Regions from separate parts of the Homo sapiens genome. Here region 2 is linked to region 1. Evidence: read pairs that join two places in POLR2A ChIA-PET (ENCODE). Cell type or tissue: A673. All regions are shown on one strand. Links, peaks and the distances in the headings refer to the core of each region. The heading gives the core; the rest is flanking DNA.

Region 1 (16,133 bases), core at 5,340-10,339:
ACCGCAGCTGTACCACCTCACGTTCCCACCAACAGGGCACGAGGGTTTCGGCGTCTCCACAGCTTCCACAACGCTTGCCACTTTCTGGGTTTTTTGTTTTCTTTCTTTTGAGACGGAGTCTCACTCTATCACCCAGGCTGGAGTGCAGTGGCCCGATCTCAGCTCACTGCAACCTCTGCTCCCCGTGTTCAGGCGATTCTCCTGCCTCAGCCTCCCAAGTAGCTGGGATTACAGGCATGCGCCACCACACCCGGCTGATTTTTGTATTTTTAGTACAGACAGGGTTTCACCCTATTAGCCAGGCTGGTCTTGAACTCTTGACCGCAAGTGATCCGCCTGCCTCGGCCTCCCAAAGTGCTGGGATTACAGGTGTGAGCCACTGCATCCAGCCTCTGGGTTTTTTTTTTTTTTAATCATAGCCATCCTAGTGGGTGTCTCATTCCAGTTTTTATTCTATTATTATGGAAACGTGCGTGCGTACACAAAAGCAGTGAGACCTGTAGCATGGGACCTCGTGCCATTCACCCACGGCCTTCAATCGTCAACTCAGGAGCAAAGTGGCTCCATCTCCACCCCACCCATCCCCCAGAGCATCTTGAAGTGAATTTTCCATATCACATCCTTTCATCCATTCGGGCCTAAGTGAGGCCGCCCCCCCACCACTGATGTCCCCTAATCCACATCCATCCTGTGGAAATCAAGCCATGCCAAGCCCTGGCTTCACCCGCCCAGTCCGGGTGCAGTGGCTCACACCTCTAATCCCAGCACTTTGGGAGGCCGAGGTGGGCGGATCACCTGAGGTCGGGAGTTGGAGACCAGCCTGATCAACATGGAGAAACCATGTCTCTACTAAAAATACAAAATTAGCTGGGCGTGGAGGCGTGTGCCTGTAATCCCAGCTACTCGGGAGGCTGAGGCATGAGAATCACTTGAACCGAGGAGGCAGAGGTTGCAGTGAGCCGAGATCACGCCACTGCACTCCAACCTGGGCAAAAAGAGTGAGACTCCGTCTCAAAAAAAAAAAAAACACCAAAAGTAGCCGGATGTGGTAGCACGAGCCTGTAATCCCAGCTACTCAGGAGGCTGAGGCAGGAGAATCACTTGAACCCGGGAGGCGGAGGTCGCAGTGAGCCGAGATTGGGCCACTGCATTCCAGCCTTGGTGACAGAGCAAAACTTTGTCTCAGAAAAATAAAAACAAAAACAAAAAAATCACCTTCCCAGGACACAGAGAACAAAACCCCAGCTCAGCCACTGATGGTGCCCCTATGGCCCCCCTGGTCTCCTCAGCCCCTCCCGGCCTCTCCGATCTTCTATGTGTTCCACCTGCCGTGCCTGCACCCTGAGACCCCCACCCCAGGCGGCCCCTCCTGAACCTCCAGACCTCCGTGTAAACATGGCCTCCTGAGAGAGCCCCGTCCTGGGTGCCCCCAGCCCCATAATTCCCTCCACAGTGGCGACGGTGGCCTGAAACTGCGTGGATCTGCTGTTTCCATGCTCACGGGCCCCTCCCCGCCCAGGCGCCAGCCACGGGTGGAGGCTGCAGTTGTCTCCGTCTTGCTCTCTGTTGTCCCAGGGGCCTGTCCTGCTGGTTCCTGAGGGGCTCCGTGGCAAGAGGTGAGGCCCCTGGTGGGAGGGCCCAGTGGGTGGGGGAGGCTTAGAGGCAGCAAAGTCAGGTCAGCAGTGGCTGAAACCCAAGGAGGGTCCTGCAGCCGCTACACACACACTCTGCTTAGTAACGGCTCCGGCACCTGACACCCGCTGCCCACCAGTGCCTGGCCTCAGCCCCGTCCATCACTCCCCGTCCTTCACCCATCCCTGCTCGCCGGAGGGAGAGCCGTTTGGATCTGTCCAAGCTGAACAATGCAATACTTCTGCTGAGCTGTGAAGCTGATTAATAATTTGGAAATGAAATCAATATGGGTTCTGCTTTTCATTCCTGGTGAATCCTCGTATGCTGGGCTTACGGGACGGAGGGCGCCAGGGACAGGGACCATGCGGGTTTGGAGGCGGGGCCCAAGGAGGAGCAGGAGGGAGAGACACAGATGGCCCAGCGCTGCACCACTGAGCAAATGGGATGGCGGCTGCCGATGCAGTTCAGACTTGGCCTTGAATCCACGTCAGGAACCAAGCCCAGCGGTGCTGCAGACCCCAAGCCCTGGCTCCTGCTCAGGAGCCCCCTAGGCCTCTGGGAGAGAGGGCTGTCCAGAGTTGTCGCTGGTCTCAGGGATCCCCTCCCCTCAGGATGTGGCTCTGGCAGGGCTGTCTCTGCTGCCTGGGGTCCCCCACTCTCAGAAACAGAGTCCGGGGCCTGGGGTCCATGGCCAGCCCCACACCCCCATCCCTCATCAGCCCCTCGGGCCTCCTTCCAGCCCCCCAGGTCCTGACAGGCTCCAGGGCCTCACTGACTCTCACGGGAAGGCCCAGGCCTGCACCTGCCCCGGGGCCTCTGATATGGTTTGGCTGTGTCCCCACCTAAATCTCATCTTGAATTGTAACTCCCATAATCTCCACATGCCATGGGAGGGACTCGGTGGAGGTAACTGGATCATGGGTGCACATACCCTCATACTGCTGTTCTCCTGACAACAAGTGAGTCTCACGAGATCTGATGGTTTAATAAGGAGCTTCCCCCTTCGCCAGGCTCTCACCCTCTCCCCTGCTGCCCTGTGAAGAGGCGCCTTCCATCAGGGTTATAAGTTTCCTGAGGCCTCCTCAGTACATGGAACTGTGAGTCAATTAAACCTCTTTCCTGGCCAGGTGCAGTGGCTCACGCCTGTAATCCCAGCACTTTGGGAGGCCTAGGCAGGTGGATCACCTGAGGTCAGGAGTTCAAGACCAGCCTGGCCAATATGGTGAAACCCCGTCTCTACTAAAAATATAAAAATTAGCCAGGCATGGTGGCAGGCGCCTGTAATCCCAGCTACTCGGGAGGCTAAGGTGGGAGAATCGCTTGAACTCAGGAGGCAGAGGCTGCAGTGAGCCGAGATCGCGCCACTGCACTCCAGACTGGGCAACAGAGACTTTGTCTCAATAAATAAATAAATAACCTCTTTCCTTTATAAATTACACAGTTCTTTATAGCAGCATGAGAATGGACTAATATGGCCTCCCTGGAACCCAGGGCTTTGTGGCGGCCCCCGAGATGGGTGTCTCAGCCCCTGCGACTTCCCTATGCTTGTGAGCACCTATAACCCCTCATCATGGATGCTGAGCCCCCTGCCAGCTCAGTGCCGAGGGGGCACCCAGGACTGGGCCCGTCCACAGCAGCTTGTCCCCCTTCCCCAACCCCTCCCTACACCCCACTCAACGCGCTGCCCCCACACCAAGAATTTCTCCTCCCCTGGCCCCCAGACTCCAGCTGCCTCCCCTGGCCCCCGGACCCCAGCTGCCTGCCGGAAGACCTGCCACCCGCCTCAGGACACCGCCCGTGCAGGGGAGCCCAAGGGGCAGACGGGCAAGGGGAGGGATGAACAAGTGAGCAGGCTCTCGGATGCCCAGGCGTGGTGCAGGGGCTACGTGCCTCGAAGGTCTGTGGAGATGGTGACCGGGGATCCCAGCAGGGCCCCTGTTTTCGGGGCCAGAGCAGCAAGAGGTGCCCAACACTGGGAGGGCCAGACTAGGGCCTGGAGGACAACAGGGAGGGCAGTGGGGGTGGCCTGGGGTGGAGAGACTGCAAAGTCCCCAGGCAGGGCATCTGGGCTTGGGAGGGATTCCGCGACGTGGGGGGCGGCCTGGGGTGGGGGACAGAGGCCTGGGCACCCCAGCTGGGCAGGCGGCTGAGGTGGCTGTGACCCCAGGCCAAGGCTGGAGGGGCACCTCCCAGGCTCTCCCCCACTGCACAGCCCCATGACAGGGCAGGGCAGCCAGACGCCCCCATCTGCCCTGCCAGGCTCTGCGGCCACACTCAAAACACTGGCCCCTGCCCCCAACCCGGGCCCCGGCTGCCCTCTTTCTGCCCCCGACTCACCCCTGGACCAGCCCTGTCCGCAGCACACCCGAGGCCCTCAGGCTGCCCACACTCTGAGCACCCACCCTGCTCCAGGGCACAGCCCTGCCACTGGCACCTGCTGGTTGCACGGACGTGGGCTGGACCATGTGGCTTTGAACCCTGCCTGGTGACCTCCGGCAGATCCTCAGGGCCCTAGCTGGGGAATGGGGGCACAGAACGGGGCCTCTGGGCCACCCTGAGGTGCGTCTCAGCCGCCTGACCCAGCCCGGCTCACAGGAAGCAGGGGCGCAGTGGGCGGTGTCCCTCATTTGCAGCGACACTGTGTGTGGCCTTCACTCCTCTTGCTCAGCTCAGTCCTTGGAGCACTGGCTGGGCCAGGATATGGGGGTGTGGGGTCTGTCCGTGGGCCCTGAGAGACACCCCTGGCTGGAGGGGGGCCCCCGCCACCCCAGTTCGAAGCCTTGGTGTTCAGCAGTCAGTCTCCCCCCGTCCTCCTGGCCTGTCCTGGAGAGCAGCCCTCAGACCCAGCTCAGGCCACAAGGGCAGCTCAGGTCACAGAGGCTCCTCACCAGTCCCAGGGCAGGGAACTGAGCTGACCTGCACTGGCCCAGCTGGCAGAGCCTCTCCTGAGGTGCCCCTGGTGCACAAGAAGACAGGCAGCTCCTCACTTCAAAGGCCACATGTAGCCCCTGCTGGGCCTCCAGACACAGGCAGGTACCAAGGCCTGGGCGGGCAGCACCGTGCCAGGCTGCTCCATGTGCCAGCAGCAGAGGCGCCTCCGTGGGGGCCCTGGCTCCTGAGCCCTGCAGTCTCTGTCCACACGGTGGGCAAGGGGCCAGCATGGAGGGTGAGGGCCCCCCACCCTGGCCATGCCAAAGGTTCTCAGCACAGGCTGGAGGCAGCCCCTCTGCCAGGAGGTGGCCAGTGGATGGCGGCACATGCAGAGAGAAGGGACGACTCCAGCAGAGTGCTGCTGTCCGGCCGAGCAGCTACCCGAGAGCTAAAGTTCCTTGACCCGTGCCTGGCAGGGGAGGTGGTTTTATAGGAGCCATTGACCGGCGGCATTGATCCCCAAGAATGTATCGCACAAATCATTTTGCACTAAACTGCGGAATCGATGGAGAAATCTCCCGGAAAATTTATATTAAAAGTCTCTGTTTGCCTAAATGAGTTCCCTGTGCCCATATTGAATATTTGGCTGATGAATTGAATGGGTTTAAATTTGAACATTGCAGACCCATTAAAGAATGAATTCTTAAATCAAACCCTGCCGTTTATGATTGAAATGAGATTTCCTCTGCAATGGGCCAGCCACTAAATAAATCAGCTGTATGTTTTATACTGAACCATAAACAAGATATAAGTCTTTTAAATACACAACAGGTGCCTTAAATCTTTTGATGCATCTTGTATTTATCTGAAGTGCAGATTGCTGTATTTACACCAGGTCGTGCAAGACCTCTCACGGTGCTGCCAGTGAAGGTTAAAGTGGCTACTGGGCTCCCGCCAGGGCCTCCCGAGAAGCCCAGGCAGGGCCGAGTGCTCTCAGCCAGCACGCTCGAGGGGTGTGCTCCGCCCCCTCAGACACACACGAAGGCATGCGCGCACACACACACATGCTCACACACACCACACATGCATAGGCACACATGTACACACCCACACGGACCTGCACCCACACATCACACACACTCGCGTAAACACGCACATGGCAGGTGCATAAATGATACCTGCACAGATGCATACAAGCCTGGTGCATGCACACACGCCCAGGCCTGCCGCATGTGACACACGTGTGCTCACACTGACACACGGCACCCACATGCGCACAGCATAAACAAGCATGCACACACCAGCACATGTACACACAGGGCAGGTTCACAAGTGCACACATGTACACACCTGCATCCACTCACCTGCACAAATGTGGGTGCTTGCATGCTCTCGGGCACGTGATCACACACGCATGTATACACTCAAACGCATACTGACACACAGGCACATGGCACCCACTTACACACACATGCCAACACACACAAGGCACATGGCCTGCTACACATATGTACATCTCAGCACAAATTCACTAACCCAGGCATGCACACGCAAGCACAGACACCTGCGCACACACTGGCACGGCCTCCCAGCCCTACCCAGTGACCAAAGGGTCAGCAGAGGCAGCCTCTGCAGCAACCCAACCCGGCAGGGACAAGCTACTCGGGAAAACAGAGAACAGAGAACAGAAAGCAGGGCTATTCCCACCTCTGTGCACAAGGCATGGCCAACTCTTGCCTTAGTCCCGCCCCTGCTGCTGTAACAAAACACACAGACTGAGTAATTTACAAAGAACAGAAAGGTACTGGGGGTGGGAAGCCCAAGGTAGGGGCGCCGGCAGGTTTGGTGTCTGGCGAGGGCCCAGGCTCCGCTCCCAATATGGCGTCCTGTCACCGGGTCCTCACCCTGTCAAAGAGCAGAAGTGAGTGGGCCCAGTCCCTCAAAACCCTCGGTAAGGGCCCTAATCCCAGCCAGGAGGGCAGAGCCCCTGAAACCTAACCATCTCCCAAAGGCCCTGCGTCTTAGTCCTACTGTTGGAGCTAATGTTTGAACATGAATGTTGGAGGGACACAAACACGCAAAACACTGCAACCCTGATGCGAAAATAAGCACACGCAGGCACCACGAGAGAAGAAAGTCCCGGGCAGGCCTGAGATCCACACCGACGTGCGTGGCTATGCGTGTGTGTGTCACAGGCAAGCTGCATTCATGGAAATGAATCCAACAGTGTACCTTAAGTGACACCGTGTGAAGCAGGCCAGGTGTGCCGGGACAGCTCCACACCAGAAAATCACCCCTGTGGTTAGTTCCATCAGGAGCCACAGGAGAAAAACCACACAATTGTCTCAGAAGACTTGGAAATGCTTTTCATAAAGTTCAATAGTTATTTTTTTACATAACTCAAAAACTAGGAAAGAAAGATAATAGGATCATTATATGGAGAACAGTACCTGTACCTCACCTGTACCTCAGGTCCCACGCAAAGAGGGAGAGGCTGGGATCACATCAGCAGGCTTCAGAAACTGATACGAAAACGTCAGAGAACCCCGAAGAAGAAGTGAGCACCAAAGACTCGGCGATTCTCAGGAGGAGGGTGCCAGCTGGCTGGTATGCTCACGCGACCAGCCTCACAGGAGTCAGATGAATGCGGCCAGTCACGCTGGGCACCTGCCACACTCGGTGTGGAGCAGCAGACACTGGAGGGGCATAGCACAGCCACCGCCGGCAAGGACAGGAGGATTGGGGCCTGCAGGCTGCGCGCAGCCCATCCCAGAGGCCGGCTGTGGGGCTTGTGGAAAGGGTGTCTGCAGACCCTGGGGCTCCACGGCCCCACTTCAGGCCACACAGCCAAAGTCACGGGGCCTGCTGAGGAGCACCCAAGCATCACCCACCGGCGAAGGGGTGAGGGGGATACAGAGAAGTGAGGGGGATGCAGAGACGTGAGGGGGATGCAGAGACGTGAGGGGCATGCAGAGACGTGAGGGGGATGCAGAGACGTGAGGGGGATGCAGAGACATGAGGGGCATGCAGAGACGTGAGGGGGATGCAGAGACGTGAGGGGGACGCAGAGACGTGAGGGGGATGCAGAGACGTGAGGGGGATGCAGAGACACACCAGAACAACAGAAGAGGCACAGCCCCAGAGCAGCGTCACCGCAGCAGCAAGAGGACGGGGCGCCAGGTCAGCCGTCGCTGCCCCTGGGGTTCTGTCTAGGAAGCCTCTGCACAGGGAGCTCCTGCTCCTGGGGGCAGCCCAGGGGAGGTTCCTGCCGCCTCCGGTCACAACAGCTCCGTCCGCCAATCAATACCCGGCCCTGCTTTATGTGTGGCCCTATTCACAGACACCGCACTGAGCGTGTATATTGATCCCTTAACATCAAGCTCACAGCCAGCGGTGCCACAGCTCCCACCCAGAGGCAGGTCGCCCCACACGCATTTCTCCACGGGGTGCCCCATGGCCGTCCTATGCTGACGGACACCAGATGGCATTTCAGCACCGGGCACAGGGGCCGCTTTAAACAGCAAAATCACCAAAGGGACACGAGAGCAAAAACATGGCACACGCAAACCACAAAAAAGGACATTTACAGATGAGCAGAGACAGAAGGCAGGATGCGGCCACGCCCACCCCACCTGGGCACACAGAAGGCAGGACACGACCACGCCCACCTCACCTGGGGACACAAGGGAGGCAGGATGCAGCCACGCCCACCCCACCTGGGTACACACGGAAGACAGGATGCGGCTACGCCCACCCTACTTGGGCACACACACGGAAAACAGGATGCGGCCATGCCCATCCCGCCTGGGCACACATGGAAGACAGGATGTGGCCACGCCCACCCTACCTGGGCCCACACGGAAGACAGGATGCGGCCACACCCACCCCACCTGGGCGCACACTGAAGACAGGATGCGGCCACGCCCACCCCACCTGGGCACACACACGGAAGACAGGATGCGGCCACATCCACCCCACCTGGGCACACATGGAAGACAGGATGCGGCCACACCCACCCTACGTGGGCACACATGGAAGACAGGATGCAGCCACGCCCACCTCACCTGGGCACGCACGGAAGACAGGATGTGGCCACGCCCATCCCACCTGGGCACACATGGAAGACAGGATGCGGCCACGCCCACCTCACCTGGGCACGCACGGAAGACAGGATGTGGCCACGCCCATCCCACCTGGGCACACATGGAAGACAGGATGCAGCCACGCCCATCCCACCTGGGCGCACACAGGGGATGGCCCGAATTGTTTGCTGCTCCTCACATGTCCAAGAATGACCACAAAAGCACCACAAGTACTGATTTGGGGGTTGCCACTTTATCAAGGAGGCAAATGTGCAAATGCAGAATCCGAACAAGGGATTGGCTGCATCCACAGATGAAGGACCATGCACTTTTCTCCAAAGCCGCCATGCAGCAAAGACAGAGCAGCGACGTTAGGGCAGGGGCTGGGCAGGGATGGGCAAGGCTGTGGATGGCGATGTTTCAGAGACATCCGTTTGGCTGTTTCAACAGAGACCAACCTGCCACAGCTCAAGGGGCCTCCTGCCTGTCATCACCCCTGGGTGCTGGGCCAGCCACTGTGTGAGAGATTCTGGGATTCCAGGAAGGAAGGATGGGGGATGTTGGATGCAGTAAGCAGGTTCTGGTGCAGGAAATCAAGACACCGGCAAGACGAAGGGGTGGGCACAGCCAGGAGAGGAAGCATGTGAGACTGCGGAGCGACATGAGATGCAAAATCAAACACAAAATAAAACCACAAAATGAAACAAACCCAAAATAAAGCAAGTCACAGGACACATCAGCACTGCTGATGAAGACAGTGCCAGGAGCCCAGGAGCGGCTCACTCAGCCAGGCACGCAGGTCCCCACGGCCAAGGTTGGAAGCGGGGAGGTCCCACCCCTCCCTACTGAGCCCAAGGGCCATCAAGAGGGGCCAAGCAAGTTGGCGCCCAGCAGGCTGGATGACACGGGAGCCGAGCCATGATTGCGCCACTGCACTCCAGCCCGGGTGTCACAGTGAGACTCCATCTCACTGCACTCCAGCCTGGGTGTCACAGCGAGACTCCGTCTCACGTCTCAAAACAACAACAACAACAAAACTAAAACTGTGACTATTCTAGGAAAACACATGTTTAAAAGGCAAAATAGTTTATTTGAGCAAATACATTCTTGAATTGAGCAGCTGCAAACCAGAAGTGGTTGAGGGAATGCAGGGTGAAGGCTTTGATAAGAAGGATGCAGAAGTAAACCAAAGAAAAGCTTGGATTGGTGACAGTCACACTGTTGCCTGCTTCGGTCTGTCCCGCGGAGAAGCCTTAGTTATGTAAGTTTCTTGGCTGCTTTGGCTGGCTGAGCTTCAGCTCTGTTTTTCTTTAATATAGGCTCAAATTAAGTTTCACTTATGGGCTGGGCACCGTGGCTCATGCCTGCAATCCCGGCACTCTGGGAGGCCGAAGCAGGTGGATCACTTGAAATCAGGAGTTCAAGACCAGCTGGGCCAACAGGGTGAAACACCATCTCCACAAAAAATACAAAAATTAGCCAGGCACGGTGGTACGTGTCTGTTGTCCCAACTACTAAGGAGGCTGAGGCAGGAGAATCACTTGAACCCAGAGGGCGGAGGTTGCAGTGAGCTGAGATAGCACCACTGCACTCCAGGCAACAGAGGGAGACTCCATCTTGAAATTTTAAAAAAAAGTTTCATTTATATTTACAAATCAAGCAAGGTTGACAACACTCATGAGGCCTGCATGTTTTGTCTGCTCAGTCTCCATTTTAACTTAACTTTAGCAAACAGGAGAGTATCTTCATGACTTTGGGATCATGTGTTGAGTTATTTATCTGTTGAGCTATTTATGGTGTTTCTGAGTACATCTCTTCATCCACTTTTTTAGTTGCTGTTCTAGGTTATTACTTATACGTGGCTCATGACAGTTTGCCGGTGTTGACATTTTACCAGCTTCAGGGAAGTGCTGAAGCCTTCCCTCCCTGGTGTCCATTTAGTTCCCCACCTATAACATATCATAAACATTTCCTTTACATTTATCAAGAATCACATCAGTCGGTATTCTAATTTTTTTCTTCAACCATCACACATAATTTAGGAAACTCAAGAGGAGAAGGAAACCTATTATGTTCACTCATAATTCTGCCTACTGCGCTCTTTCTTCCTTCCTGATGTTCCAAGGTTTCTTCTTTCACTGTTTCCATTTCTGTTCCGAGACCTGCCTTAGCCACTCTTTTTTAGGTCCGCTGGTGACAAACACGCTTGGTTTTCCTTCATCTGAGGATGTCTTGACGCCCCTTTCATTCCTGAACGGTCTTCTCACTGGGTATAGCATTCTGGGTTGACGGTTCTCTTTCAGCGGTGAGGACAGCAGAGCCTCAGGCCTGAGGGTGCCTGCGCCCACCCCTTGAAGGGAGCGCCTGCATGTCAGGAGCACCCAGGAGCAGTCGGCAGCTGCTGGTGAGCAGCAGCAACTCCTTCACCAAGAGAGAAGTCGCTGCGATGGTGCCACCACAACAGAACTGACGTGTGTCACGAATGCTTGGCATAGAGCCGACCAGTGAGGAGACGGCTGTCAGATGCCGTGAAGATGGGAAGATGGAGGGCCGTGCTATGTCATGGCAACATACTTGGTGAAACAGTCCGTGAGGCAACCTGGAAGGAAGACAGAGGCAGGTGAGTGCTGCCTCTTGGGGAAGAAGTAGAACCAGAAGACAGGGCACGTGCTGCCTCGCAGAGACAGTGAGGCTGGCCTTGAGCCCGAAGGCCCATCACGGCAGGGGTGCATCCAGGCTGTGGCCCCCAGGTGGCCACCCTCAGTGGGGATGGCATGGGAAAGTGTGTCTGAGGGTAGGCGGGTGAGTGAATGGCCAAAGACCTGGCCAGAATCCCAGGAAAACCAGGCCCGGACTGGAACACCAGTAACTGTTGGGGCCTGACCACAGCTCCAGGCCCAAATGTCCCTGGGTGGGAAGTGGGCTGGTACCACAGCCGGGCCCCCAGGGCCCCCTTCAGACAGCCCCAGACAGGTGAGCAGGGATGGGAGGCAGAGTCTCCTGGCCCTGCTGTGCCCACCTGGAGGTGTGGGCTGGAGCTGCATGGGGACGGCAGCTCTGGGGAAGGAAGACGGGAGGGGAGGCTGTTTGGCAGCCTGAGGGGTGGACTGTGGCTCATGGCTGTGGCCGCCAAAGATGCCTTTCCCTTCTGGGCTGAAGCGATTCCATGCCGCCGGCCTCCCAGGCCATGGGGTATGGCCAGGAAAACGTGGCTGGAGGGATGGGACCCAGCCACAGAACCAGCCATGCGGGCCTGTGTGCAACCCCAGCACCATCCCAGCGGGGGAATGCCACCGCACAGATAAGCCAGCCCCGACCCCCAGCCCCCGACCCCCAGCCCTCTCACTGGGCTGGGCTGAGGCCTCCACGGCCCCCCGAGGGCTCAGGGCTTATCTGCGGCAGCCACAAGCTCACCTCAGTGAACACAGCACAGAAACACATCAACCTGCACCCAACCCAGCAACGCTGCTCCACGCTGCCAACAAGACGGGGAAGGGGATGCCGCAGAGCGTCCACAGGTGAGAGCTGGGGGTCCACTGAGCCCCCACCCCAAAGCAGCCCACATAACGGCCTGGGCTCTCTTCCTCCTGGGGTCAAAGACAGGCAGGCTCTGGGCCCACGCTGCTCACCCATCCTCCCTGAGCTCCAGCACCTTCTAAGTGAAGCAGGTTACTAACGAGTCACTGAACTTTGCAGCCACAGGCTGAGGCAGGAGCTGCCAGGATCCCACCTTGTGGCGAGCGGCCCCTTACCACTGCCCGGGGCTGGGCAAACACGGAGCTGGAGAGGGAACGGCACGCACTGCCAGGGCGGCCAACGACCCGGCCTCACCAGGGCAGGCAAGGCAGGAGGGCAGAGGCCAGGGCCAGCTGGTGGCGCGCATGGAGGGGTATGGCAGGCATGGCCTGGGCTCCCTTGCCCAGCTCGGCGTCTCTGGGGTTGGCCCACTTCAGGACTGGCCGGCCTTCCCGCCCTGTTCCCAGACTCATGCACCTGTGGACATGGGCACTTTCCTCCAAGCCGCATCTCCCTCCCGCACCAGGTGCTGGCCTATCTCTGGGTCTATACCCTGCAATCGGCTTCTCAGGTCTTCACCCCCCGGCCTCCCGTGACCACCCCCGCCCTTCATCTCCAGCGTCTCTGACTCACGCACCGGGCACCGGCCTTGCGCTTTGTCTTTTACTACAGATCCCAGTTCTGCTGTGCATTGGAGCTCCATTTGTACCACTCAGGGCCCTGGCAGGAATGGGGGTTCACGGCGTCCACACGCAAAGCCCTGTCCTGGGCATGTCAGGTCCCTTTCGCCCACACTGGCACCTGGATCTGCTTCACTTCATCTGCCCTGCGATCATCTAAGCTGTCCTCTCTCGCCTCATGGTCTCCACATTTCCTTATACTTTATTAAAAAACAAGTCAGCCGGGCGTGGTGGCTCACGCCTGTAATCCCAGCACTTTCGGAGGCTGAGGTGGGCAGATCACAAGGTCAGGAGTTCGAGACCAGCCTGGCCAATATGGTGAAACCCCGTCTCTACTAAATATACAAAAATTAGCCGGGCGTGGTGGCGGGCAGCTGTAGTCCCAGTACTGGGGAGGCAGAGGCAGGAGAATCGCTTAAACCTGGGAGACAGAGGTTGCAGTGAGCTGAGATCGTGCCACTGCACTCCAGGCTGGGTGACAGAGTGAGACTCTGTCTCAAAAAAAAAAAAAATTAATTAATTAAAAATAAATAAATAAATAAATAAAATGTCATCTTATTTCCCATAACAGACCTTTCTCAAGTGTGCCTGGACACAGCTGTGGAAGGAAATGGCCCCTCCTCCGCAGACATCCCACAGAAGCACCTGAGCTCTGTCTTCTCACTTTGTCTTGGAGCAAGGGAGGCCTTTCCGGGAGTTGTTTCCACAGAGGGGGGATTCTCTTTGGTTCCTGCCACAGTCAGGAATTGTACTGGCTGCATACAAAACACCATCACCACCAACAGGACCGTCATCACTACCACCACCATCAGCAATGCCAAAAACCTACAAAAGCACCACCACATAGGACGCCTGTAATCCCAGCTACTTGGGAGGCTGAACCCAGGAAGTGGAGGTTGCAGTGAGCTGAGACTGCGCCACTGCATTCAAGCCCAGGTGACACTGCAAGACTCTGTCTCACAAAAAAAAAGAAAAAGAAAGAAAGAAAAAACACCACCACCACCACCACCACCAAAAACAAAAACAATGATGAAAACATCAACAGAAATAACATCACTGCCAACAACAACAACATAAGCAACAGCAACACCAAAACACAACACTGCCATCAACACGGTAGCAGCAACCACAGCAAAAGTCAACTTCTCTCTCATGAGACCAGAGTTGGAGGTGGCCATGCCAGGCTGGGATCGGGTCCCCAGGGTCACCACATACGTAGGCAACCTCTGGCTTTTTTCTGCTCCACCTCCTCGCATGTGGCTTCCTGCCCAAGGTCACCTCATGGTTCAAATGGCTGCCAGAGCCCCAGCCATCACGCCTCAGTTTCAGGAAGCAAGAAAGAAGGAACACAAAGAACAGGGGACCCTTTTCCTAGCTGAGTCAGCTACGCTACTTTTTTTTTTTTTTTTTTTTTGAGATGGAGTCTCGCTGTCACCCAGGCTGGAGTGCAGTGGCACAATCTCGGCTCACTACAGGCTCCGCCCCCCAGGGTTCATGCCATTCTCCTGCCTCAGCCTCCCGCATAACTGGGACTACAGGCGCCCGCCACCTCACCCGGCTAATTTTTTGTATTTTTTAGTAGAGACGGGGTTTCACCATGTTAGCCGGGATGGTCTCGATCTCCTGACCTCGTGATCCACCCGCCTCGGCCTCCCAAAGTGCTGGGATTACAGGCATGAGCCACCGCGCCCGGTCAGTCGGCTACTTTTAAGGAGTCTTCCTGAAAGTCCTGTCTAACACTTTCACTCACATCTCATCAGACAGAACTTAGTCACATGGCCACACTCCACTGCAAGGAAGGTTGGGAGGTGGGGCCCAGCAGCTTGGGGTGGGGGACAGTGGGGTGGATCTGCCGCCACCCAGCCTCCACAGCGGGGAGCGAAGATGGTGAGGGAATCAGGATTAGCTCCACTGGGTCCTGTCCCAGGTCACGGAGGCAGTGCCAGCCCCTCCCACTGGACTGGGGCAGTCCCCCCATCCAAGGCTGTCACAAGGTCCCTGCCTTCCCCAGCTCTGAGACCCCAGCCTGGGTCTGCAGGAACCAGCAGGTCACACAGAGCAGGCTGAACGTCTGGCCCGTGCCGTCCCTGGCACCGTGTTGGGGGAATATCCCTGCGGCCATGGGGCTCCCCACCCACTGTGGGGTGAATGCGTCCCCCAAGGCTCATGTGTTGGAAACCTGATCCCCACAGTGGTGGTGTGGGGAGGTGGGACCTGATGGGAAGTGTTTGGGTCGGACGGCACCGCATTCATGAACGAATCGATGCTGCTGTCTTGGGAACGGGGCACATATTAAAGGGCAGGTTCCGACCCCATCTGCTCTCTCGCCTTCCTCCTTCCCCTCTGCCCTCTGCCACCTGACGACACAGCAAGAGACCCTCCAGATGCGGCTGCGCAATCTGGGACTTCCCAGCCTCCAGAAACTTGAGCCCGCCGACCCCTGTTCACGATCAGTTACCCAGACACGGTGCCGTTACAGCAGCAGCACGGAGAGAGGCAGGACCCGGAGTCACATCAGGATGCCAGCCTCGGCTCATACTCTCCAGCCAGCGTGACGGTCAGAGTGCAGCCCCCAGTGTGGGGGTGACGACAGGGGCAGAACAAAGGCGGCTGCTTCCCTAGGAGTCACTGCAGCAGGAGCCCCCCGGCTGAAGGTGGATCTGGCTGGGGTGGGCACCTTCCCTGGGGACTCCTTTGTGGCCCCTCAGGCTTCCAGCCAGGCCCTGGCCCCACGGCCCCTCCCATGACCTCCTTCCACTGGGCTCCTCCTCCCTCCCAGGGCACTGCCGCTGAGGGGCCGCCCCACCAGCCCTGCCCTGTGACTGGCAGTACAGCCGGCCCTCTGTGCCCGTTTTAAATGGCCTCAGACACACAAACAGGGGCAGAGGGGCAGGGTCTCCAGCCCTGCATGCCCATTTGGGGGTCTGGCGGGGGCTGTGAGGGGACGGTGGAGCTCTGGGCTGGCTCGCTCGGGGAGGGAGGTCGGGAACAGCGGCTGTTTGGCTGGGCCCAGGCTGGGAGTCAGATCCTGCCCGCAGCCATCTCTGCCTCCCTCAGACTCAGGCACCACATTTCCAAGCCCTCCAAAGGTCTCCTGAAGCCCCCACCAGGCCTGAGGCCAGAAGCAACCACCCTCTGCCTCGAGGGGCCCCTGCCAGGGACAGGATAAGTCAGCACCAAGGGGAAGGGGAGGCCACACGCACACGGCCAGCATGAACCTCACGCTTTGCCTGGGCCTCCCGCGTGTCCCTCCCTAAACCACAGATGGAGGCAACCTACGATCGCTCTTGTGCCCATGGGGAAACGAAGGCACAGGCGCTGAAGCAGCCCCCACGGTCACAGGGCTGACAGT
Region 2 (16,133 bases), core at 3,283-8,282, 84 kb after region 1:
GCACTCCAGCCTGGGCAACAAGAGCGAAACTCTCAAAAAATAAAATTAAAAAAATAAAGAAGGCCCTTTACCCAGCGCCACTCACTGAGTGCCACTTGCTTCAGACACAAGAAAGGCAGACACAATTCTGACCCTCCAAACATGTCAGCTCTCACGGCAGCTGGCCCACCTGGCAACAGCCCCAGTCAGTGAAAGAGGGTTCTTTCCTTTTTATTTTTGCAATATCCCATACAAAAGCAATAGAAACGTAACAGTCTTAACAAGAAGTTTACAATTGAATATTTGAACAGAAAATCTGTACACATTATCATTTACAGCAATTTTACATGGTAAATTAACTGATTGTTTTAAAATGTTCTTTCTAAATCGCTCCACTCTGCTGCCCTAACTCTTGGAGTATTCTAAAGAGTCTAACTAGTGCTATTTACAAGTACCAAATTAAGACCATATAACTTACATAAAACTCATTAGTTTAATAGCTCAATTTAACAATGTCTGACTTCAGAATGCTGTTATGACATATTGATAAAAGGCCAAAAATTAAGTTTCCATAAAGATATTAAAGGTGTCTGAGAATACTTTGATGCCTATAAAAGTAGCTGACTCTCAATTGGTCCCATGGATTACATGGTTAAATCCAAAACAGTCCACCTGACAAGCAATAACTGAAGATGCCTGTGGAAAACCAGTTATGTAGACGTGTCAGCTTACCCTGGAGGACAACAGGGATTACGCAATTAAGCTCGCTGGAAGAGAGCTTCAAGTACTTTCTTGGACTTAGCTCCATTTACAATTTAAAACATGCAAAATATACTCACTATACATAAAATTAATGTTTCTTAAGAAAGTAAGGCAAAAATAATTCAGCATGAGCTAATGGACTGCTAACAGAGAAACCACCAGGTACAAGTGCACACACATGCTTGGTGCCTGGCCAGCCTTCCACCTAGTCGGGGAGGAGCTGTTTCTCTTCCTGGCCGCCAGGGGGCAGTTAGCTCATGGCTGAGAAGTCTCTCAAGGGTTCAGTTAAACAAGCTTCCAAATCAAACTCATCCTCCACTTGACTGTCCATGTGTCTCACCTTGGTGGGTGTGCCAGAGTACACATCCTGGAAAACAGAAGCATGGCTCGGTTGACATTCATCTCACCCTGAAAACAGGGGCCCCTTCCTACACCCCACTCCTTATGTGGTAAATCATGTGATGTAATGCACAGCAAGGTGTACACTTCACGTGCAACTGAGACAGATTTTAATAATAACACTGCAAAGAGAAACCACATGTACCATTTACAAGACACTGACGTTTAGATGTGCACACATCCCATTGTGCTGGGATTACAGGAAGGAGTCACTAGTCACTGTGCCTGGCCATGTACATAGTTTATAAGCACAGAAAGAATTGTAAAAGCCTAGACAAAACCACAAATAGTGGCTGTCTCAGGACAGGAGACAGTATTTAAACTGATACATTTAAAAACGGTTTTCTTTTCTCTTGAGACAGAGTCTCACTCTGTCACACAGGGTGGAGGGCAGTGGTACAATTTCGGCTCATTGCCACCTCTGCCTCCCGGGTTCAAGTGATTCTCCTGCCTCAGCCTCCTGAGTAGCTGGGATTACATGCCTGCATGACCACACCCAGCTAGTTTTTGTATTTTTAGTAGAGACTGGGTTTCACTATGTTGGGCAGGCTGGTCTTGAACTCCTGACTTCAGGTGATCTGCCTGCCTCAGCCTCCCAAAGTGCTGGGATCACAGGCGTGAGCCACCACGCGCAGCACATGGTTTTCTTTCTTTTTTTTTTTTTGAGACAGAGTCTTGCTCTGTTGCCCAGGCTGGAGTGCAATGGCGCCATCTCAGCTCACTGCAACCTCCACCTCCTGGGTTCAAGCTATTCTCCCACCTCAGCCTCCTGAGTAGCACGGACTACAGGCACCCACCATCATACCTGGCTATTATTTGTATTTTTGTAGAAACAGGGTTTCACCATGTTGGCCAGGCTAGTCTTGAATTCCTGACTTCAGGTGATCCGCCTGCCTTGGCCTCCCAAGGTGCTGGGATTACAGGCGTGAGCCACCGTGCCCAGTCCAAACTTCAGTTTATAAGGCAGCATGTGTTATTAACAATTCACCTGCAACCCCCAAGCTGAAAGACTTATCCAAAGTACTTACAAAGTCATCCTGAGAGCTGGTCTGGGGCTCGGAGCTGCTTTCTGCAGATTCAAGGTCTACAGGGTGTCTGTTAAACAAGATCCAACATGTGCGTCAGGCACTAACTTAACAAAGCCAGGAGACGGGGCGCTACAGACAAACCCCATCCATATGGTACAGCCACAACACTGACAGTGTGCCCGAGGCTCCCTGAGGGGTCAGCTTTCAGTGACTATTTGACAGACTTAATCCCAGCCCAATCAATCCAGCAAAGAGAAAGCGGATGGCAATGAGAAGCAACAAAAAGATCTGCTGGGCTCACCACACAAGCATCCTTGGAAACAGAAACACTCATAAGCCCAATTTTTGAGGGGGAGAAATGAGCACTGTGATGAACATACTATGCATTATCACTAATTTTTCCAAGTTTCTACTCAGAGAATGGGACAATGGTGTCACACTGGGGGAAAAAACCCAAATGACATCTGTCAGGACAAACTGGTAAAGCCACTTACAATCGTTTCAAACATGCCAGTCTCTAAAAAATTTCCCAGCACAGAGGAGAAACTCTAATTGTTTGTTTAAAGAATGTGTCTGAGGAAGCGAGAGGCTCAGGACCAGAGGGGAGCTGAGAAGAAACCCCACATAGAGGGAGGGAGGTACACGATCATTCTCTCTACCTTCCTGGTCAGCAGGTATTGCCATGATGCAGCAAAAGTTCAGGCCTGAGACATTTCAACTAGGCACAAGTTTAAAGGCCAACGGGGCTGGGAGCAGTGGCTCACCCCTGTAATCCCAGCACTTTGGGAGGCTGAGGCGGGTAGATCACAAGGTCAGGAATTACATGGTGAAACCCCGTCTCCACTAAAAATACAAAAAATAGCTGGGCGTGGTGGCGCGTGCCTGTAATCCCAGCTACTCAGGAGGCTGAGGCAGGAGAACCACCTGAACCCAGAAGGTGAAGGTTGCAGTGAGCCGGGATCACGCCACTGCACTCCAGCCTCGGTGACAGAGCATCTCCCAAAAAAAAAAAGCCAACAGAGAAAGAAAGCCTTCCTTCCTTAATTAAGAACTTTTATTTTCATGGTTGAGCCGAAATGACTCAAATACTTTTTAGGATATTTATATTTAAAAAACAAATTCCAGAGATTATTGTAATTTTTAGGGGAAAAACAACTACAACAACAAAAACAGCAAAACAACAAACAAAAACTGTATTCCCAGATTGACTTTGCTTGAAAAAATAAATTCAATCCAGGAAGCAAACTCTTCCTTCCAGCTGCCTCCCTCCCAGTACAGAAGAACTCAGCACCGAGCTGCAGCAGCTGCTCTGCTCCCCAACAGCTGCTGGGGGACTTGGCACCAGACCTCCTGTCCCAGTGGTGCGCAGCTGCTCCAGTCACTGGACCAATCAGAGAATCACAGGACAAGAATGCAATAAAGACATACATTTCTTGCAAATCACATCCTTCTTCCGCTGGAGGATCCCAAAAATGCAGAGCCACCTTCCAGAGTTTGATTTGCTGGTCCCATGAACGTCGACTATACTTCTTAAATTTATTAGGGGTCTTGGGATGAATGCCAGGTTGTCGAAGGTGTCTACAGGAGAAAGATTATTCTAGCACATGCCCACATGCCACTCACATTTCCACATTAGCCTGAAGATTAACCAAACTATGAGATTAGTATTATTTTAAATATTACAGATCACCAGGCATGGTGGCTCATGCCTGTAATCCTAGCATTTTGGGAGGTCATGCCAAGATCACTTAAGCTCAGGAATTTAAAAATGGCCTGGGCAACACAGTGAGACCTCGTCTCTATTTAAAAAAAACAACAAAACAGAACAAAAAAACAGCTAGGGGCTGGGAGCGGTGGCTCACACCTATAATCCTAGCATTTTGGGAGGCCAAGGTGGGTGGATCACCTGAGGTCAGCAGTTCGAGACCAGCTTGGCCAACATGGTGAAACCCCGTCTCTACTAAAAATGCAAAAATTAGCCGGGCGTGGTGGCCTGTGCCTGTAATCCTAGCTATTAGGGGGCTGAGGGAGGAGGATCGCCTGAACCCGGGAGGCAGAGCTTGCAGTGAGCCGAGATCGTGCCACTGCACTCCAGCATGGGCAACACAGCGAGACTTCACCTCCAAAAAAAAAAAAAACAAACGCTGCTGGGTGTGGCAAATCACTTGAACTCAAGAGCCTGAGATCAGGCTGGCCAACATGATGAAACCTCATCTCTACTAAAAATACCAAAAATTAGCCAGTCATGGTGGCTTATGCCTTGAGTCCCAGCTACTCCAGCGGCTGAGGCAGAAGAATTGCTTGAACCTGGGAGGCGATGGTTGCAATGAGCCTAGATCATGCCACTGCAACTCCAGTCTGGTCAACAGAGCAAGACTCCACCTTAAAAAAAAAAAAAAAAAAAAAAAAAAAAAGCCGGGCACAGTGGTTCACGCTGTAATCCCAGCACTTTGGGAGGCTGAGGCAGGCAGATCACCTGAGATCAGAAGTTCAAGACCAGCCTGGCCAACAGGGTGAAACCCTGTCTCCACTAAAAATACAAAAAACTAGCCAGGCGTGGTGGTAGACACCTGTAATCCCAGCTACTCGGGAGGCTGAGGCAGGAGAATCACTTGAACCCATGAGGCGGAGGTTGCAGTGAGCCAAAATCGTGCCACTGCACTCCAGCCTGGTGACAGAGGGAGACTCCGTCTCAAAAATAAATAAATAAATAAAAAATCAACTGAGATCCTACAAAATGAACAAATATGTTTAAAAAAATTAAAAAATTAAAAAGCACTATCCGGGCCGGGTGCGGTGGCTCACACCTGTAATCCCAGCACTTTGGGAGGCCGAGGCAGGCAGATCACCCAAAGTCAGGAGTTCGAGACCAGCCTGACCAACATGGAGAAACACCATCTGTACTAAAAATACAAAAAAATTAGCCCAGGCATGGTGGCGCATGCCTGTAATTCCAGCTACTTGGGAGGCTGAGGCAGGAGAATCGCTTGAACCTGGGAGGCGGAGGTTGCGGTGAGCCAAGATTGCACCATTGTACTCCAGCCTGGACTAGAGTGAAACTCGGTCTCAAAAAAATCACTATCCGCTGGGCACAGTGGCTCACGCTTGTAATCACAGTACTTTGGGAGGACTACTTGAGGCCAGGAGTTCAAGACCAGCCTGGGCGACATAGGGAGACTCCCATCTCTATAAAAATTTAAAAGTTTAGCCAGGTGTGGCGGCATGCACCGCTGGTCCCAGCTACTCAGGAGGTTGAGGTAGGAGGATTGCTTGAGGCCAGGAGTTAAGACTACAGTGAGCCATGATGGTTGGGCGTGGTGGCTCACCCCTGTAATCCCAGCACTGTGGGAGGCAGAGACAGACGGATCACGAGATCAGCAGTGCGAGACCAGCCTGGCCAATATGGTAAAACCCCATCTCTACTGAAAATACGAAAATTAACCAAGTGTGGTGGCAGGCGCCTGTGGAGGCTGAGGCAGGAGAATCGCTTGAACCCGAGAGGTGGAGTTGAAATTGCGCCACTGCACTCCAGCCTGGGCAACAGAGCAAGATTCCGTCTCAAAAAAATGAATACACAGTGAGACATGATATAACACTGCACTTCAGCCTAGGTAACAGCAAGACTCGGTCAGGAGGGAAAAAAAAAAGCACCATCACATTGAATCTTACTATTCCTTTGCCAGCTATGTTCCAAAAAAGTAAAAAAAAAAAAAAAAAATTGTTTTTTTTGAGATGGAGTCTTGCTCTGTGACCCAGGCTGGAGTGCAGTGGTGCAATCTCGGCTCACTGCAACCTCCTCCTCCCAGGTTCAAGTGATTCTCCTGCCTCAGCCTCCCGAGTAGCTGGGACTACAAATGTGTGCCACCACGCCCAGCAAATTTCTTGTATTTTTAGTAGAGACGGGGTTCCACCGTGTTAGCCAGGGTGGTCTCGATCTCCTGACCTCATGATCCGCACTCCTCGGCCTCCCAAAGTGCTGGGATTACAGGCATGAGCCACTGCACTCAGCCAAAAGTAAAATTTTTTTTTTTAAGAGACAAAGTCTCATACTCTGCAGCCCAGGCTGGAGTGCAGTGGTGTGATTAATGGTTCACTGTAACGTTGAATTCCTGGGCTGAAGCAGTTCTCCCACCTGTCTCCCAAGTAGCTGGGACTACAGGTGCAAACCACCACACCTGGCTAATTTTTAAATTTTTTGTAGAGATGAGGTCTCCTTATATTGCCCAGGCTAGTCTCCTGGCCTCAAGCAGTCCTCTCGGCCTCCCAAAGTGCTGGAATTACAAGCATGAGCCATTGCACCTGGCCCAGAAATGTAAATTTCAACCCCAATCCTGCCAAAAAGTTCAGGAAAACACTAAAGCTTTCTTTATATCCTTCTGTGTCTGTGTGTTTGAGGGACCAGGATAGGCAAGAACATGCTGCTTAAAGACAATAGGGCAATGCCAATTTTTTTTTCTCCAATTAGAATTTTACAATATTTAACTTGAACTTCATTTTTCCCCATCATGTATTTTAATAAGCTTACATCTATGATTGCTGACTCCTAAGAAATAAAATGTTATCTAACATTCAAAATTATATGAAAATGATTTTTAAAATCTTCATGTCTTTAGTTTTCCAGTTGCCAATCCATTCTTTATTTACGTCATAAGCCCCAGTAAGTCCCTATTAAATAGCTCTTAGCAGGTGTGAACTATCCCCAGCATCATTTGTACTACCCAATCTAAGCAACTCTTTAGAAACGCAATGCCACACAGCTTGTTCAAGACATGCCACTGAAACAAGACTACCTTGGGACTTCTTTAATATAACGATCGTAGGCAATTGTGTTCTTCCCATAGTTGATCTGCTTCTGTCTCCTCATTAGGACACTTTCATCTGTCTCAAAGTCAGCCGGCACAGTAGACATAGACTCCTTTGAATCAGAACTGAAAAAACAACAGATTAACAGAATAAGCCCTGCAATTAAGATCACCATGTATGTAAGGTAAGCCAAGAAAATGTCAAAACACAATAATGGAAGATTCACTCCAGATTCCCAACCATATGAATCCTAAATAGTCCGGAGACTGCATGTATGGGAATTTAGTACACAACAGATACAGTATTTCAAATTAGTGAAAAAGGTATTAATAAATGCTACTGCGACAGTCAGCATTTCTGACAGTCACAATTTTTTTTTTTTAACAAATTACAGGTCTATCAAATTAGAAAAGAAACATTTACACAGCCTTTACCTTCCTGATGATGATTTTCTCTCTCTTCCAAAGTCATTGATGAGGAGTTTCCTTTTATATCTGAGGGCAAAATAAATATTGCTGTTTTTAAAAAAGATATAAAAATAAAGCAGCCAGGTCTGAGGAAGCTCCACCCTGATGCCCGCAGGCACACCATCCTATGCAATCCAGAAGCTCCGTGGGCCAAAAGAAATCTTTGTCAGGTTCAGTTTAAGTAGTGAGATCCACACAACAAAAATTTACATTCCCTAAAACTTGGCAGCCTTAAAAAAAGAAAAACAAAACATAAATTGAAATAAATTATTTTAAAAACACCAAACTTACTAATGGGACTCATATGCCTACTGGGCACTGCATACCTTCTCCAATCCTGGAGACCAAACGTGCCCCCTTTTCTCTTGTTCCTCATGAACTTCCTGAGGCATCTGCTTTCTATTGCAGTCATTACCAGAACGCAGTTTTGCAAAAAAAAAAGTATGACATCTCCAAAAGGAGTCTAGCGCAATCTGACGTTGAAACCACGAGCTACCTTGAGCTCCAAGTTCATGTGAGTATCTTTTTTTTTTTGAGATGGGGTCTCACTCTGTCACCCAGGCTAGAGTACAGTAGCACGATCATGGCTTACCACAGCCTCATATTCCTGGGCTGAAGCAATCATCTCACCTCAGCCTCCCAAGCAGCTAGGACTCCAGGCAAGTGCCGCCACAACCATCTCCAAAAAAATTTTTTTCTTTTTTTGGAGACATGGAGGTCTGTGTTGCCCAGGCTGCTCTTGAACTCCTGAGCTCAAGCAATCCTCCCGCCTCAGCCTCTCAAAAGTACTGAGATCAGGAGTGAGCCACCACCCCTGGCCTGTCATGCAGGTATCTAAATTATGTCATGTATTACTGTGCCTCCTCTCAAAATCTAAAATCCACCCAAGTTTGCTGAGGTGTTCAGTGCAGTTTGGACGCCAGAAGGTAATGAAGTAATTTATCTCCCGTGCATCTAGAGTAGCACTGGCTATATAACACCATCTTTGTACGATTCAGAGATTAGTCCTGCAAATCATTTGCTGCAGGGCCTCATTCTCTCCAGTACCACAGATGAGAAAGACTGGTTTTCAGGTATGATGAAAATCCATTTTCTTTTTTTTCTTTTTTTTTTTTTTTTTGAGACGGAGTTCCCTCTTGTTGCCCAGACTGGAGTGCAATGGCGAGATCTCGGCTCAGTGCAACCTCCGCCTCCCGGGTCCAAGCGATTCTCCTGCCTCAGCCTCCTGAGTAGCTGAGATTACAGGTTGCTGCCACCACGCCTGGCTAATTTTTAGTATTTTTAGTAGAGACGGGGTTTCTCCATGTTCGTCAGGCTGGTCTCGAACTCCTGATCTCAGGTGATCCGCCCGCCTTGGCCTCCCAAAGTACTGCGATTACAGGTGTGAGCCACCATGCCATGCAGAAAATCCATTTTCATACTCTTATATTGCTAGTTTGTAGTCTGTTAGTCTCCTTAAAGCATAGTAAGCTGACATTTCATACCGCTCTTACTGTCAGGAAGTAAGCCGGCCTGTCAGTAATGGCTCACTAAAGGGCCAGCAGTTTAAATTACACAGGTTGCACTAAAAGCTGCAGCTTTGGCCAGGCAAGGTGGATCACGCCTATAATCCCAACACTTTGGGAGGCCGAGGCGGGCAAATCACCTGAGGTCAGGAGTTCAAGACCAGCCTGGCCAATATGGTGAAACCTAGCCTCTACTAAAAATACAAAAATTAGCCGGACGTGGTGGCACACAGCTATAATCCCAGCTACTCGAGAGGCTGAGGCAGGAGAATCGCTTGAACCTAGGAAGCGGAAGTTGCAGTGAGCTGAGATTGCATCATTACACTCCAGCCTGGGAAACAGAGCAAGACTCCATCTCAAAAAAATAAGTAAGTAAATAAAAGCCGTAGCTTTCCATCACAAAGGGTATAATCAACAGAGCAGCCCAAACAGTGCTGTTTTCCAAAACAGGACAATTTTCAGGCACAGACCCATGAGATATCTGAAGAACAAATAGGGTCCACTCACAGGACAATCTGGACAGGTGGAATACGCATGAATAAGAGCTGCAGATAACCCCTGGCAAGGGGTGACTTGAGGGAGCAACTAGGCTATCGGTATGCAAGAACTGTTCTAAGACTTGTGCATGCAACACAAACTATACAAGTCAAGTCAAACATTCTAATTTTATAATTGAGGAAGTCAAGACCTATATAAATGCAATAATTCACTAAAAACACTGGTACTCTCATCTGTGAACTCCTAGTTCATTTCTTCTACCAAGGCATACATCCACCCACACATTTTGATACCAGAAGAAATGACAAATAACTCCCCCAAATGTTCAATAACCAATTCCCACATATTCCCGTCCCTTTTCAAAGGAGGCTGATATAAATACCATCACTGGCTGCCAAAATGAAAACAGGTAGTCTAGGTATCGTTCCGCGGCTGACACGCAAGACACATTTTTCTTGAGACCCTGTTTATCAGCCACTTGTTGGCTAAAATTATCTTGTAAAATACTTCAACCAATTATGAGCCACATTTTAACTGGGTTTGAATAAACCCAGTCCTTGCAACTGGGTTTGAGTTAGACAACTCATCAAAAGAGAAAGGATCAACACACTGATAATCAAGGGAGATTAAACATGGTTAAGGATGCATTAGGTAATGAGTCAACGAAGACGAAGTAGCTTAGTTTGCAAGAACTTGGATACACACAACAATCTTGTGTGCAACTGCAAGAGGTTCACAGAATCCAAGTTTGAGACCTTTCCTTGTATGTTGGCATTTCTGAGCTGTTTGTTGCCTAAGCCAAGTGTCAATGTATTCCTTCATCTGGAGAGAGCACTCCATCTACTGTGCTGGGTTGTGTGAGCACCGCACACAGAAGGTCGGTGGTAACAAATGACTATAGTAAGTTCCTGATAGTTAGGCCGGGCACAGTGACTCATGCCTGTAATCCCAGCACTTTGGGAGGCCGAGGTGGGCGGATCAGGAGTTCAAGACCAGCCTGACAAACATAGTGAAACCCCATCTCTACAAAAAATACAAAAATTAGCCAGGCGTGGTGGCCTGTGCCTGTAATCTCAGCTACTCAGGAGGCTGAGGCAAGAGAATCGCTTGAACCCGGGAGGCAGAGGTTGCAGTGAGCCGAGATCTTGTCACTGTACTCCAGCCCGGGCAACAGAGCGAGACTGTCTCAAAAAAAAAAAAAAAAAAAGAAAGTTAGTTCTGATAGTCCTCCAGCCTGCAATCCAGCAGTAACACCATTGTGCACCTACTTCCACTCTTGGAAGGATTACCACCAAGAGGACAGTGGTCTTCAAGCTTGAAAGAGTGGACCCGCCTGGAGGGCTTTTCACAGGATGGCCAGGCCCCACCCCATTCGCAGGCCCAGGGAAGGGTCTGAGAATCTGTATTTCTAACAAGTTCCCAGGAAATGTTGATGCCTTTGGTCTGGAGCCCAGACCTTTGAAAACCACTGTTCTAAGACAAATATCAAATTTAATGTGTTACTGAAAACGCCACAGATTAACACTTCAAGGTGGTCCAAAATGTGTACCTTGCCATTTCTTTGTTAACTCTGGTCCTCATTTCATCTTCTTCAACTGCACTTGCCCAGTCAGAGCATCTGGAACGGGGTTTAGGGCCTTCAGGAGTGGTAAAGCTGCAATAAAAGGAAAATGCTACTGAACCATGACACATACTTTGTTTTCTTTCAAACTGTATGTCAAGAAATATTCAAAGGCTGGTGGGACACAGTGGCTTGTGCCTGTAATACCAGCACTTTGGAAACTGAGGTAGGAGGATCACTTGAACCCAGGAGTTCAAGACCAGCATGGGCAAGATAGTGAGACCTCATCTCTGTCCCCCACCCAAAAAAATAAAAGCATTATATCAGTGAACTATGTGTATCAAACCATACTAAACTGGAGTTTAGCAGGACAAAAGCAAACTAGATGTAGAACATAACCTATCAGCTGCATCTGTCTATCCAGGGCTGTCTTACTAGAGCAGAAGTCATGGAGCTCCTTGGCAGTGTGCCCACTGTGTTTGGGGGTCTAATAAAACCAACTAGATTTTAGACTTCAAACTAAATTATGATTCCTTTTGGGTGTCCACACTTCAGTAGTCCAGGGCTATCATATGGCTGAAATCAACTTATTTCGTTCATCTCTGGTATGTGTTTATAAAGTCATTAAGATGGGAGATTTGCTTCAAATTTTTGCAGTGTGTGTGGCAGTCAGAAAAACCCATATCTAGTTTTCAGCTTCAGTTCTGGCATTTCTATGGGTTAACCTTATCTCATTGATCCAACATCCGGCCTGATGCTGGAGCTTATGAAGTTGACTCTAAGAAGTTCAGAGAGTGTAGAGTTTCCCATCTTGTATTTAATTTGTCTCTATGCCATTAGTCCCAGCTTGAAGTCATTACCAATGTCAATGTTGACAGGATTGTGACAATATTGCCTTTCATAAAACCGACCACCAAAGAATTCCATTATTCTAACAAAGCCCGAGTTTCACAGATCGCGGGCACATCTAGACAGATGTGTGCATGCTTGACGGTGCAGAGCAACTACTCACTTCCAGCAACCTCGTGCTTCCCCTGGCTGGCCATACAGAGGGATTCGCTGTCATACTGAGAAGGCTCTGCAAGGTAAGTCTCTAATTGAGGCTATCTCAGGTGGGTGTTTCCGCTGTGTAGTCCCAAGCCTGTATCCATATAATAAAAGTGCAGGTCTGGCATTCCTCCAGGTTATCTGGCCAGTGTAGACTCCTCCATCTGAATATGAACCTCCAGGGTAAGAATTTTCCAGACATGTCTATACTAAACAGTATGATCCTGTACTTGCCAAATGTCTGCCTCCTCCTGTTCTGCACTGACCCATTCTTTTTTTTTTTTCTTTTTGAGACGGAGTCTCACTCTTGTTGCCAAGACTGCAGTGCAATGGCATGATCTCAGCTCACTGCAACCTCTGCCTCCCAGGTTCAAGCGATTCTCCTGCCTCAGCCTCCCGAGTAGCTGAAATTACAGGCATGAGCCACCACGTCCAGCTAATTTTGTATTTTTAATACAGGCTGAGTTTCTCCATGTTGGCCAGGCTGGTCTCGAACTCCTGACCTCAGGTGATCCACCTGCCTCGGCCTCCCAAAGTACTGGGATTATAGCTGTGAGCCACCGTACCCAGACTGCACTGACCCATCCTAATTCCTGTTAAGTGTGAGAAGAATTGTCTTCTGTTCTCTCTCCATTCTCATTCATGATGAGATTACTGATCCATTAACCAGTTGAGAAATGACTGATGCTGAAGAAATGGTATTCTATTGGCAAGGCTTATTAACAAACTTCTGATAATGAAGCAGGCTACCAAAAACTTATCCAGCCCACCCCAGGAGTGTTTGGATTTGATCATGGATGTAGCACACACCAAAATCACTAAGACTTTAGACTACTTGTTTTATTTTGTCAGATTATCATGGGACTGTCTTTAGTTCTGAATTATCTGTAAGTCTGAGTACTTCATAGAATTATAAAGCAGGTACAGCTGACACCTTCTCACCATGTTGTAAATATTTACTGAGACTGGGTACAGTACTGAGGGATGATAATCTTCTGATTTATCCAATGCTGACTGTCTACAGCAAATTGTCCACTCTGCAAATGGTCCTGTAACGTGTATGAATGTATTTCTGGGTGCCTTAGAAGTTGTCTTTTTCATGTGTGCTAATATGCAGTATTTATACATTGTGAGAAGTTGATTTTAATAAAAAGGTTGGAACGTCATCTCCAAAATAAATAAATACCCAAGCATGGTGGGGCGTGCCTGTAGTCCCAGCTACACAGGAGGCCCAGGCAGGAGGATCACTCTAGCCCAGGAGGTCAAGGCTGTGTGAGCCATGATCCTGGCACTGCACTCCAGTCTGGGCAACAGGGCAAGACCATATCTCAAAAAAATATATATGGTGGCAGAGGACAGTGGCTCATACTTGTAATCCCAGCACTTTGGGGACGCCGAGGCGGGTGGATGACCCAAGGTAAGGAGTTTGAGACCAGCCTGGCTAACATGGCGAAACCCCATCTCTAATAAAAATACAAAAATTAGCCAGGTGCAGTGGTGCGCACCAGTAGGCCCCAGCTACTAGGGAGGCTGAGGCAGGAGAACTGCTTGAACCCCAGAGACGGAGGTTGCAGTGAGCCGAAATTGCACCACTGCTCCTCCAGCCTCAGCAAGAGACTCCGTCTCAGAAAATAAATAAAATACAGAATAGCTAGCATATCCATTTACCTTTCGGGCGCATGTAATTAATAATTCAGAATGTTATGTACACTATGATTACAATGTGTATGGAGGAGTATATGTCAGAGTCCTTGCTGTGTCAGGACTCCGTCTACTGGCAAAGTACCCCCTGTGCTTGAGTTAAACCACATCCAGGAGCTCAGTTCCATCTCAAGTTCAAGATAGTCTTCAGTCAATATTGGGAAATTTATGGCCAGGCAGTGGCTCACTCCTGTAATCCTAGCACCTCGGGAGGCTGAGGCTGGCAGACTGCCTGGGCTCAGGAGTTCCAGACCAGCCAGGGCAACATGGTGAAACCCAGCGTCTACCAAAATACAAAAACTTGGCTAGGCGTGGCAGCGCGTGTCTGTAATCCCAGCTACTAGGGAGGCTGAGGCAGGAGAATCCCTTGGACCCAGGAGGTGGAAGTTGCAGTGATCCACCAGGCGGAGTTGCAGTGAGCCGAGATCGTGCACTGCACTCCAGCCTGGGGGAGAGAGACCCCGTCTCAAAAAATAAATGAATAAATAAATAATAGTCCGGGCGTGGTGGCTCACACCTGTAATCCCAGCACTTTGGGAGGCCGAGGTAGGTAGATCACCTGAGGTCAAGAGTTCAAGACCAGGCCGGGCGCAGTGGCTCACGCCTGTAATCCCAGCACTTTGGGAGGCCGAGGCGGGTGGATCATGAGGTCAGGAGATCGAGACCATCCTGGCTAACAAGGTGAAACCCCGTCTCTACTAAAAATACAAAAAATTAGCCGGGCGCGGTGGCGGGCGCCTGTAGTCCCAGCTACTGGGGAGGCTGAGGCAGGAGAATGGCGTGAACCCGGGAAGCGGAGCTTGCAGTGAGCCGAGATTGCGCCACTGCAGTCCGCAGTCCGGCCTGGGCGACAGAGCGAGACTCCGTCTCAAAAAAAAAAAAAAAAAAAAAAAAAAAAAAAAAAAAAAAAAAAAAAAAAAAAAAAAAAAAAAAAAAAAAAAAGAGTTCAAGACCAGCCTGGCTAACATGGTGAAACGCTGTCTCTACTAAAAATACAAAAATCAGCTGGGTGTGGTGGTGGGTGCCTATAATCCCAGCTACTCGGGAGGCTAAGGCAGGAGAATCACTTGAACCTGGGAGGTGGAGGTTGCACTCCAGCCTGGGCAACAGAACGAGATTCCATCTAAAAAAAATAATAATTAAAATTTAAAAAATAATAATCAGGAAATCCAAAAGCTTAAGGCTTCGAGCCCCAAATTCTGGCAGTTCAAATTGATGTATCTTATTTATACATCAGACATAAACTCACATTTTTATTTTTCTACCCCATTTTTCTGTTGATCACTACTGACATTAAAACTAGATACTGGGCCGGGTGCACAGGCTCATGCCTGTGACCCCAGCACTTTAGAAGGCTGAGGCGGGCGGATCACAAGATCGGGAGTTTGAGACCAGCCTGGCCAACATGATGAAACCCTGCCTCTACTAAAAATACAAAAATTAGGATAGGCATAGTGGCTCACACCTGTAATCCCAGCACTTTGGGAGGCTAAAGCAGGCTGATCACTAAGTCAGGAGTTCGAGACTAGCCTGACAAACATGGTGAAATCTAGTCTCTACTAAAAATACAAAAATTAGCCAGGCGTGGTGGTGCGCACCTGTAATCTCAGCTACTCAGGAGGCTGAGGCAGGAGAATTGCTTGAACCCGGGAGGCAGAGGTTGCAGTGAGCTGAGATCGCGCCACTGCACTCCAGCCTGGGCGACAGAGCAAGACTCTATCTCAAAAACGAAAAAAAAAAAAAAAAAATCAGGCGGGCGTGGTGGCGCATGCCTGTAGTCCCAGCTACTTGGAGGCTGAAGCAGGAGAACTGCTTGAACTTGGAAGGCAGAGGTTACAGTGAGGTGAGATCACACCACTGAACTCCAGCCTGGTTGACAGTTATGCCCCGTCACAAAAAAATACACTAGATACTAACTTTAATTACAACAAATAAGCAACCTATTTTAGCTGTAAACCAAATGCTGTGCTTTGAAAATGCAATTGCAGTAACAAATGAATAATCCTCTTATGTAATTATCATTTCTTCCCTTACAGTCACACAACTCAGATAAACTTAAATTGGATTTCTAAAAGTAAATTTCCAGATTCTAAAAATGGTAGAAAGTTATGAAATCAAATTAGGTAATTAACTGAAAATTAAATTGACTCAATAGAGGTTTGTCCAGGATTGGATACAAGCATCCTCACTAGTGTATCAAGAGGTTCAAGTCTGGGTCTGCCAACATAACAAATTCCTGAACTACAAGAATAATTTAAAGCCTGTGTATGTGAATGACCATATACTACATGCCATATTTTGGTATCTTTAAGTCCATTTCTTAGATTAAGTAGGTTATATTCATAATCTACCCTATCTTGGGACAACAAAGCCTAATTTTACA

Evidence for each region. ChIA-PET counts read pairs that join two places held together with the same protein. Peaks named below come from ENCODE experiments on the same cell type or tissue, not always from the same donor. Only the 100,000 strongest peaks of a DNase experiment are listed, where the experiment ranks them.
Region 2: POLR2A ChIA-PET joins it to region 1 with 8 read pairs; 4 of 35 experiments call an interaction of 5 or more read pairs at or near these places.

What each region holds. Positions count from the first base shown.
Region 1 is chr4:1,606,928-1,623,060 of GRCh38, forward strand. It overlaps a transcript of FAM53A not described here. Among named protein-coding and RNA genes, the nearest start is that of FAM53A, 69 kb to the right of the region's middle. RefSeq lists enhancers at 4,825-5,452, 7,929-8,430. In A673, for the core only: no CTCF peak of the experiment used is centred there; no DNase peak of the experiment used is centred there.
Region 2 is chr4:1,692,606-1,708,738 of GRCh38, forward strand. SLBP (stem-loop histone mRNA binding protein) reads right to left here. Exons shown (of 8, transcript NM_006527.4): 3 at 10,991-11,095; 4 at 7,406-7,465; 5 at 6,959-7,096; 6 at 3,597-3,746; 7 at 2,169-2,235; 8 at 126-1,108. The coding sequence ends at 992. Among named protein-coding and RNA genes, the nearest start is that of SLBP, 12 kb to the right of the region's middle. RefSeq lists an enhancer at 13,650-14,150. In A673, for the core only: no CTCF peak of the experiment used is centred there; no DNase peak of the experiment used is centred there; H3K27ac peaks cover 397 bases.